2 separate regions of the Homo sapiens genome follow, and region 1 is linked to region 2. A link is an interaction called in ENCODE POLR2A ChIA-PET data of the cell type or tissue named here. Cell type or tissue: MCF 10A. All regions are shown on one strand.

Evidence for each region. Peaks named below come from ENCODE experiments on the same cell type or tissue, not always from the same donor. Only the 100,000 strongest peaks of a DNase experiment are listed, where the experiment ranks them.
Region 1: POLR2A ChIA-PET joins it to region 2 with 7 read pairs; 4 of 35 experiments call an interaction of 5 or more read pairs at or near these places.

What each region holds. Positions count from the first base shown.
Region 1 is chr12:94,413,930-94,418,929 of GRCh38, reverse strand. All of the region lies in intron 2 of CEP83 (centrosomal protein 83), which reads left to right. Among named protein-coding and RNA genes, the nearest start is that of CEP83, 43 kb to the left of the region's middle. In MCF 10A, no CTCF peak of the experiment used is centred here; no DNase peak of the experiment used is centred here.
Region 2 is chr12:94,170,341-94,175,340 of GRCh38, reverse strand. All of the region lies in intron 2 of PLXNC1 (plexin C1), which reads right to left. The region is part of intron 1 of PLXNC1-AS1 (PLXNC1 antisense RNA 1); the gene reads left to right. Among named protein-coding and RNA genes, the nearest start is that of PLXNC1-AS1, 3.6 kb to the left of the region's middle. RefSeq lists an enhancer at 3,621-4,130. In MCF 10A, no CTCF peak of the experiment used is centred here; DNase peaks (open chromatin) are centred at 2,180 and 3,080.

The DNA.
Region 1 (5,000 bases), 240 kb before region 2:
GTCAGGTGTGGTGTTTTAAAATACTCTTTTTATATACACCTTTGATGAGATTGATGCACTTTTAAGTTTCTAGTTTGCTAGGTTTATTTTTCTCTTTTTTTATTGAGGTGAAATTAATATAGCATAACATTAACTATTTTAAAGTATATAATTTAGTGGCATTTATTACATTCACAGCATTGCGTAACAACTACCATTATCTAGTTCCAAAACATTTTACCACATCAAAGAAAACCTTGTAACCATTAAGCAGTCAACTCCCATTTCCCCATTCCCTTAGTCCCTGGAAATCATCAGCCTACCTTCTATGTATTTATCTATTCTGGATATTTCATATAAATGGAATCATACACCAAGCACAGGAATGGTAGGTATTTTTTGTTAGTTCTGACAGTCCCTGAGCTGCTTATTTATTTTGTATGTCTATTTTCTGTCTATTGTTCAGCCGAGTAATTTCTGTAGTTGTATCTTCCCAGTGCATTAATTCTTTTCCTCTTCCTCTCTATTTCTGCTGATGAGCTCATCTAATATTTTTATTTTGGTCATTGTATTTTTTTCTTTTCTTTTTAAAGACAGAGTCTCAGTCTGTCACCCAGGCTGGAGTGCAGTGACACAATCTTGGCTCACTGCAGCCTCTGCCTCCCAGATTCAAGCAGTTCTCCTGCCTCAGCCTCCTGAGTAGCTGGACTACAGGCGCATGCCACATCACCTGGCTAATTTTTGTGTTTTTAGTAGAGACAGGGTTTCACCATGTTGGCCAGGCTGATCTCGAACTCCTGGCCTCAAGTAACCCACCTGCCTCAGCCTCCCAAAGTGCTAGGATTACAGGCATGAGCCACCAGGCTTAGCCGTATTTTTCAGTTTTAAAATTTCCACTTGGTTCTTCTTTTTACCTTCTTTTCTGAGACTTGTATTTCTTTGCTGTGACCCTCTTTTCATTTATTTCAAGCTTGTTTGTCATTGTTTGTTTAAGCATTTTTATCATCAGTGCTTTAAAGTCTTTGTCAGATAACCATAACATTCCTGTCATCATAGTGTTGGCTTGTTATCTTTTTTCATTCAGTTTGAAATCTTCATTCTTGATATGATCAGTGGATTTCTTTTTTTAATGTATGTATGTATGTATGTATGTATGTATTTTTGAGATGGAGTCTTCCTCTGTTGCCCAGGCGGGAGTGCTGTGGTGTGATCACAGCTCACTGCAACCCCTGCCTCCTGGGTTCAAGCGTTCTCCTGCCTCAGCCTCCTGAGTAGCTGAGATGACAGACGTGCACCACCACACCCTGCTAATTTTTGTATTTTTAGTAGAGATGGGGTTTTGCCATGTTGGCCAGGCTGGTCTCGAACTCCTGACCTCAGGTGATCCACCTGCCTCGGCCTCCCAAAGTGCTGGGATTACAGGTGTAAGCCACTGTGCCTGGCCGACCAGTGGTTCTCTATCGAAACTTGGACATTTGGGATATTATAATATTGTGGATTCTATCTAAACTTTTTGTTTTAGCTGGCTTTTTCTGACACTTTTCTGGTAGAGGAAAGAGGGCATACTACCTTGTTTTTGCCAGGTGGAGATGGAAGTACAAGGTTTTTTTGTTTGTGTTTTTGTTTTTTTTTAAGAGGTGGGAATCTTGCTTTGTTGCCTGGGCTAGAGTGTGGTGGCATAATCATAGCTCACTGCAGCCTTGAACTGGGCTTAAGCAATCCTCCTACCTTAGCCTCCCAAGTACCTGGGCATATAGGCACATGCCACCATGCCTAGCTAATGACTTTTTTTTGTTTGTTTTTGAGACAAGGTCTCACTGTGTTGCCCAGGCTGGTCTCGAACTCCTGGTCTCAACCAATCCTCCCACCTCACTTTCTGAGTGGCTGGGATTTGCAGTCACAAGCCATAGTGCCTAGCAAGTCGAGGTTTCTAAGATGGCCTCTGTTGACACCTTAGTTTTTTTTGGGAGGGGGGTTGCGGGAGGGGTCTTTGTTATTGCCAGGTAGCTGTAGTTCTGGCTCCCCATGTGATCTTCCCTGATACCCTGGAGAGGGTAGCCTCATTACTGTTGGTGGTTCTGCCTGTCATAAGTCTCCACTAGGCCTTCTGTGCCAGCATTTCAGTGGGGTGAGGGAGGTCCTCTTTGTTACTCTTGGTGGGGGGTGAAAGTTTAGGTTTTCCATGTGGTCTCCTCTGACATTGCAGGATCATTGAGCTTTATTACGGTTCAGGAAGCAATGGAAGTTTCTGTTTTCTGGTGAGCCTTCTTGTGCACCATCTTGGCCCAGTATTAGGGTATTTTATTACAGCCTAGCTTGGCTTCCACCTAATCTTTGCTTGTGTGGATGGGGGTGGAACTACAGTTTTTTTTTTTTTGTGTGTGTGTGTGTGTGTGTGTATGGTATTTGGATAGAGTAGATTGTAATTGTCTACATATTATCTTGCTAGGCTCCCTCTTTTTTGTTCCTTTGGCTAGAGAGTAGGCTTTTTTGTTCAAGACTTATTTGTCTGAATTAATTGGTGTTTCCTGGTTGCCAGTTTCTTCAGCTCTGTGTCTGAGATATATGAAAAAGAAAACCCAGGGAAATAAACTCACCACTGTATTTGTCCTTACATTCTCAGGTCCATAGCTAGTCAGCCTTCTAGTCTCCATTATTCAGAGTCTTACGTTTGTCATATACCTAAATCCAGGACTCTTAGTTATATTAATGAGTATAAAAGGAAAATGTATATCTGTTCCATCTTCCTCAAAGTAGAAACCTTTATTCCATAAGTTTTAAAATGGAGTATCAATTTTCATTTAGTACTACATATTTTCTAATTTCTATTTTGACCTTTTCTTTGATTCATAAGTTATTTAGAAATGTATTTCTTACTTTGTAAGCATATGTGGCTTTTCTGATTATTTTTTGTATTGAGTTTAGTTTAATAGCATTGTGGTCAGAGAAGGTATCTTGTATGATCTTGGTCTTTTAAAATGTTTGAAATTTTTTTTAAATACCTGGCATGTGGTCAACATTTATAAATGTTATGTGTATACTTGTGAGGAGTGTGTATTCTGTAGTTACAGGGTATAGTCTTCCATATGTCAGTTAGGTCAGCATGGTTAATTGTGTTGTTTAAATTATCTGTGTTCTTACTGATTATTTTTTTAAATCTTCTTGTCCCATTAGTTACCAAGAATAGTGGTGAAATTCTCCTCCTATCATTGTGAATTTGTCTATTTCTCCTTATAGTTTTGACAACTTCTGCCTTACTATTTAGTGGCCATAGTAAGTGCATGTAAATTTAAAATTGTCACATCTTTCTGGTGTATTTAACCTTTATCATTATTAATTTCTCTCTCCATTTTAAATAGTGGGGGTTTTTTGCCTTTTAAAATCTACTTTTATTATTTTTTCATTGAGAGCAATCAATAAGAAAATCTTGTTTTAAAAGAGAAGATCAAATTTTAGTGTTGTATCAGTGTACTTTTGATATGAGGACTCAATTTTAAGACAAACCTATAAACAATTTACTTTTCATTTTAGCCAATTTGTTCACAAATAAAATTTCTTTCATAAGATTCATCTCTCACAAACCTTTCATAATTTGCCCAGACCTTCTACAGCTTGCTCAGTCCTTTAGTTTTGTCTTATATTTCTCTTGTTTATACTGAAACAATCATTTTACCTTAGGACAAAAATTTACTTCCCTTTTTTTCTATCATTTCAACCACATAAGTTTTTTTATACAAAAATTACTGTCATTCTCTTTTCTTACCAAAAATACATTCTCATAGTTTTTTGTGTCTGTTTTTCACTTGTTCCTTTCTGCCTTGTTTTCATGTTTTTCCAAATTCATATTTTGAAATAATCTTTCAATAACTTCTGAATTAGACAAATTACTTTTTAAATAAAAACACATTTTTATGCCATTTAAAACACTTTTTTCACCAAAAACAAATTTTGTTTTTTTCTTGTACCCTTTGCATACAGAATTCTATGTATTAACTAGAATTTTAACTCTTAGCAATCTTAATTTTTAGTTAAATCTTAGTAATCTTAACTTTTAGTGAAAACCTAGGAAGTAAGCAATTTTGAGCTGTCACATATCAACATTTTATAAAGACACATTTTATAATCTTTAAAAATGTATTTTTTCCACAGAATAATTTTTAATGTGGAACCAAACATATTTATTAACCCCCAAATATTTTTTCTTCCTGTAAAGCTTTAGAAGTCAAGAGTAAATCTAAACTTACATTTAGGAATTAGTGTTTCCTTATTTTAACTTATTTGGATTGCTACTGCAATAAAACAAGTCACAAGAATTTTCTGGTTTCTCAGTGCATGGAAAAGTTATGTTTACAGTATACTGTAGTCTGTTAAGTTTACAATATAATTATGTCTTTAAAATGTAGATACCTTAATTGGAAAGTACTTTGTTGCTAAAAAATGCTATTGATCACCTGAGCCTTCAGTGAGTAATCATCTATTAGCAGGTGAAGGGTCTGGCCTTTCTGCTGATGGCTGCTAACTATTTAGATGGTTGCTGAAGGTTGGGATGGCTGTAGCAGTTTCTTAAAATGAGACAACAGTGAAGTTTGCCACATCAGTTGACTCTTCCTTTCATGAAAGATTTCTTTGGAGCATGAGATTCTATTTGATAGCATTTTACCCACAGTAGAGTAAAAATTGAATGCCAGTTTTATGATGCAATTCATTAATTCCTTGGCAAATGTGTACTTTTGGCAGGATAATTTTGTGGTAGCTGCTACAGATAGCGCATTCTGTATTTACAAAGATTGAATCCCAGTGCGTGTTAAATCTAAGAGTAAGGAGTATAGTGTTCTTGAGGGACTTTTCCCTCTGTATTAAAATATAATTTCAGAGGAAACCAAAACAACTGCAATTATAGTTTAAAGATTGTCTTAAGTAATACGTAGATATCACACTAATTTATCAGAGATGGTATAATTCAAGCAAGGCTGAATAATTTAATGGTCGGTTTGCATAGGACAAAGATTTTTTTTTGTTAT
Region 2 (5,000 bases):
TAATATTTTATGCCAAATTTAATTTCCTATGCCTCACTCTGTGGGGCTAACCAGTTGAAGGGCAAACAAGCCAACCCTTTCATTTATTATTATTTTTTTCCATAAGCAGTTTCTGAGAAATGCTGGGAAGGAGACTTAAACCACACATACACACACACAAGCTCACACACACATATGCACGTGCATGCCTGCATACATATACACACACGTGCATGCCTGTGCATGCGTGCACACACACACACATGCACACACAGGAGAAAGCAAGGTAAGTATTTAATGTGCCTCAGTAGTTAGGAGTAACAAAGATGAAATATAAAGATCAAGGCAAATTTCTCTTTTGTTTCCAATCTACTTATTGCAGTGTAGGTAGTAAGAGAAGCATACAGTCTGAACCACAGGTTCTAGATTTGTGGATTATATGGGACTAAAAGTTTCAAACTGGGGAGTCCCTGCAAACTCATAAATTGCAATTAATGAGGTGGGGAGAACTTGAAGCAGGCTTCACATGACATCCTAAACAGCCAACCAATGAACCCACTTCCAAGTTTTGACACTTCCTCCTGTTTTAACTTTTTGGTCTGTTAGCTCAGTCATCCCCACCACCACCACCACTTCCGGTCCCAGGTCCTGTTCTAGGTTCCCCAAGTTCTCCTATTCCTTATTTGAACATCTTCTGGGTATATAGTACAGCTTGCCTTTACAAAAGATTTTTTTCTCTGACATTCATTCAAAAACTTCAATAACCAGAGTCAAGGCAGACTCTTTAGGCAGTACAGAGTTTTTGCTTCTGTTTGAATTCAGACAGAACTTTTTGGAACCGGTTTAATTTTGCTGTGATTTGAATAAACGAAATCCCTGAGTGGCGCCGTGTGCAGTGGCTCATGCCTGTAATCCCAGCTCTTTGGAAGGCCGAGGTGGGAGGATCTCTTGAGCCTAGGAGTTTGAGACCAGCCTGGGCAACATGGCAAAACCCTGTCCATACAAAAAAATTAGCCAGGTGTGGGGGCACAGGTCTGTAGTCCCAGCTACTCAAGAGGCTGAGGTGGGAGGATCGCTTAAGCCTGGGAGACAGAGGTTGTAGTGAGCCGAGACTGCACCACTGCACTCCAGCCTGGGCAACAGAGCCAGACCTTGGCTCAAAAAAGAAAAAAAAATAAACAAAAGAAAGCCATTAAGTGGGAGTAGAGGGCCACATAGGTAACCAGTCTGAGCCCAAGCACATAGGAAATACCTCAAGACTGGATATGGGGACAGGATAGAGCTATGTGATATAGCTTCCTGTATCCTGAACCCTACTGCAGTCCCTGGGAGGTCGGGGAGACACTAGTCTTTACTGCTGACACCATTCAAAACAGCAACTTGAATACAGAATTCCTACCTTTCCTACAAAGGAGCCCACTGGGGTAAAGCTGGGGCCCCAAAGGAGATTCAGAGACCCCCGTGGACTACGCGCAGCTCAGAGAGGAGCGGGCTCTGCACTCAGCTGGGTTGCCAGGAAGCCATCCCCAAATAGGAACAAACTAAACCACAGGGTTCTCGGCCCCTTCTTATGAAACCTCAAACATCTGCATCTTGGTATCAACCCTTATACCCCAGTATTAGAAAGAAATATAACAAAAACCAGCTCTCAAACTCTACTAAGCTCTGTAAGAGTTAATGCAGTTTAGTTGGGGGATAGAAGCTCGGGCTCTGGGACAGATTATTTTGGTTCAGAGCACCTTGAAAAAGATACCTAACCTCTCGAGGCCTCAGGTTTTTTCATTTATAAAGTGGGGATGGTGAGAGTATTGACTGGTAAGGATTAAACCAGTTAACCCGTGCAGATGCTGGTTCTAATGCCCAGCACACAGGAAGAGCTCAGAAATGTTAGCGATTATTCTTCCTTGCCCATTGCCTTCTTATCTTTTATGCTTACACGAAGGTTAATGGGCATGCATAAAGTTACAAATTTCAAATTTCATGCATATTCTGTTATTACTTACTTTACCACCTGGAAAAGCTCAAAATATGCAATTCTGCCTTTGAAATAAGGACAATTTTCTATGGGCAACAGAGTCAGCTCAAAGGAATCCAAACCACATGATAGGCTGTACTATAATCTGGAGAAAGACTCGGTGTGTGTTTACAGAAATGCATACATTGTGCAACACGTGCAGTGTGAATTCCCCAAAGCTGAGTTCAGTGTGACCATACTTTTCAGCTGATCTCAGTGGAGATGCTGACGACTGAAAAAAACCCGGCATGCAATCATGTTCCGAAAAGAAGCAGGATGGGGAAATAACTGCGGGGGTGACTAGACATAACTCACCTCACGACCATGGGACGGTACACCGATAAAATAAAAGAGCAGATTAGATGCTCTCAAAGGACCCTTTGAGCTCTAAATTCCTTCTATTTCCCCAAAATCTTATAAAGGGACTTAGGTCTATAGGCAAGAGAAGGAGGACAGTAAAGGTACTGGCATACTGTAGCCTTTAGTTTCTTCACAGATTATCAGTGAAATCTTACCTTTGGAGGTAATGCCGTCTTCCTTGGAAAATGCATGTCTTTAAAGATACTTTAAAAGTGATCCAGTATCTTAGCTTAAGTTCAAAATAATGTACCCAAATAATAGAATATGATATAGTTATTTAAAAATACTTTTTACAAAGGGTTTGCAATAACATTTTAATGTAAGCATTTTCCCTCACTAACTGAAGAAAAGGATGCAAAACCTGACCTCAACTACATAAATAGAGAATCCAAAATGCTGACAGCAGTTGCTTCTGCATGACATGATTAGGGGTAATTTTTTCTTTGTTGTCCTCTCACCCCCGACGACTCTGCAACTTTTTACATGAGCATATATTACCTTTACAATAAGGAAAAATTATTTAAATAACATGAGGCTTAAAATTGCACCAAATTATATTAAAACTCACAGGATTTGCAGAGATTTAAGAAGTCAGGTTTTTACTGGTGGTGGTAAAAAACAGCAGTTGGGCCCCAATTGCTGTTTCCTGACTCTCATTCAACAAGGTATACACAACAGTGCCTGGCACATGTCAAAATGCCGTCAACTCATGATCACTCAGAAACTGATGAGTCAGGCTGTGGCTGATCCAAGCCCTCTTTCTTCTCCTCCTCCTACTGTCTGCGTTGGGTTGAGTTTTGTTTTTTGCCGCTCATTAGTTCCCCCACGCTGTGGCTTAAGGAGCCAAGCTTGTGTCTATCAGTGTTCATCCTTTCTAACAGTTCTGGTGACAAGCCTTGGCAAGGGAGAAGCTGAAAGCTTCTGAATAAAGGGATTTGAGGATTATCGGTAGTTTCCAAATCATCCACACGATCCTGGGTCTTCAGGATTCTGGGTAAATTCAGGGGCTACATCCAAGAATCTGTACACAGGATACAGGGGAGAGGCTTGGGCATTACTGAGCTGCCCTAGGGAGCCTGGTGGGGCAAGTCAGCTCAAGTTCATCCCTCACACCCTTCTCCTGAGTGAGAGAACTTCTCTCTTATTGGGGGCTTGGGGGGTGGGTGTTAATTCCCAAGAAGTTACCACGCCAGTGAGGTATTTCCTCAGTCAGATGGTCCGCCTTATTCTCAAGCTGGGACTCTTTCCTGAGCCTCTAGGAAGGCTGACTCACCCCAGGAGCATGTGTCCCCAGCCACGGCATGGAACCCTATCTGCATGTCTCCCATGTGCCCCCGGAATCCTCAGAGAGTAGTACCAATGTGTGCGGCAGAGGTTGCAAAGTCAGTGCAGCATAGGGGATCTTAGTGCAGTCTCTGAAGTCATTCCAGGTTCAAATCCCTGCTCTGCCCCTGTGTGACCTTGAACAACAATCATCCCATTTCTCTGGGCCTCGATTCCCTCATCTGTAAAATGGGAATAGTAGGCCTGCCCCATTGTGTCATGGAGAGGACTGAATTCGGTAGAAGATATAGAGTCCCTTGGCATCTAGGAAGCACTGTGTAAATGTTAGCAGTCACAAAACAAACAACAAAAAGCTGCCTTTGTTATTCAAACCTTGAAAAAAACAACGAGGCCACACAGGTGGCTTCTGAATGGGTACCCCATACAGATCCTGAGGAGAGCGAGACTTCGGTCGGCTGCGGCCTCCTCAGCAGCATGAAGCTGCAGCTTGGTCCACTCCCTGGTTGCCACAACATCGCTAAAAGCTGGCCAGCGGCATGCAGGCTGCTGGGTGAACACACAGGACAGGCAAAACCAGGCCATCCCATGGGGAACTATTTATAGACGAGTGTTCCTTCACCTCCAATTCACCATGTAGCGGTTTGGTTGGCTCGGCTTTGGGGAAACAGTGTTCTTGTCAAAACACTCATCAAAAACATCCCAAATCTGAAGAGATAATTGGTGAGGAGGCCCAGAAAGGCTTGATGGAAACTCCCGCCAGGCAAATGGGTCCAATAAGCCTGACCAGGTTGGTGGAGCTACAGACGTCACCCAGTGACTTGTGTAGAATGATGGATGGGTATTTACCCTTCCCCAGGAAATAAAGCTAACACAACAGGAAAGATGATCAATGTATATTTTAAAAGAATGTGTATACAAACAAACTCCCTCCCATATGTTACTGGGTTTCCTCCAAAGAAAACAGATTAAATCAAATGCCTACCAGGCACTCAGCACTGTATTAGGCTGTGGGAATTCATGGCCCCCTTCTCATGAGGCTTAAAATCAAGTTGGGAAGGCAAGACAGACACCAGTGAAAAGGTGAGGTCTCCAGGCAAGACATTTGGAATGAGCCACAAGAATGACATAGATCATGAGTATTTCAGGAAATGAGAGGAGAGCAAGGTCACTCCAGGCCTAGATGTCATCAAAGAGGAGGTGGGGTTTGAGCTGAGCCACAGCATAGACACATAAGGTGCCGTAAATAAGAGAAAAAAGAAAAAAGCATTTCAGGCTGGAGGTACAGTGTGAGCAAGTGTGGAAACAGGATCATATTTGGAAACAGGATCAAACAGGAGCAAGTAAATAGGTTTGGCTTGGGGAT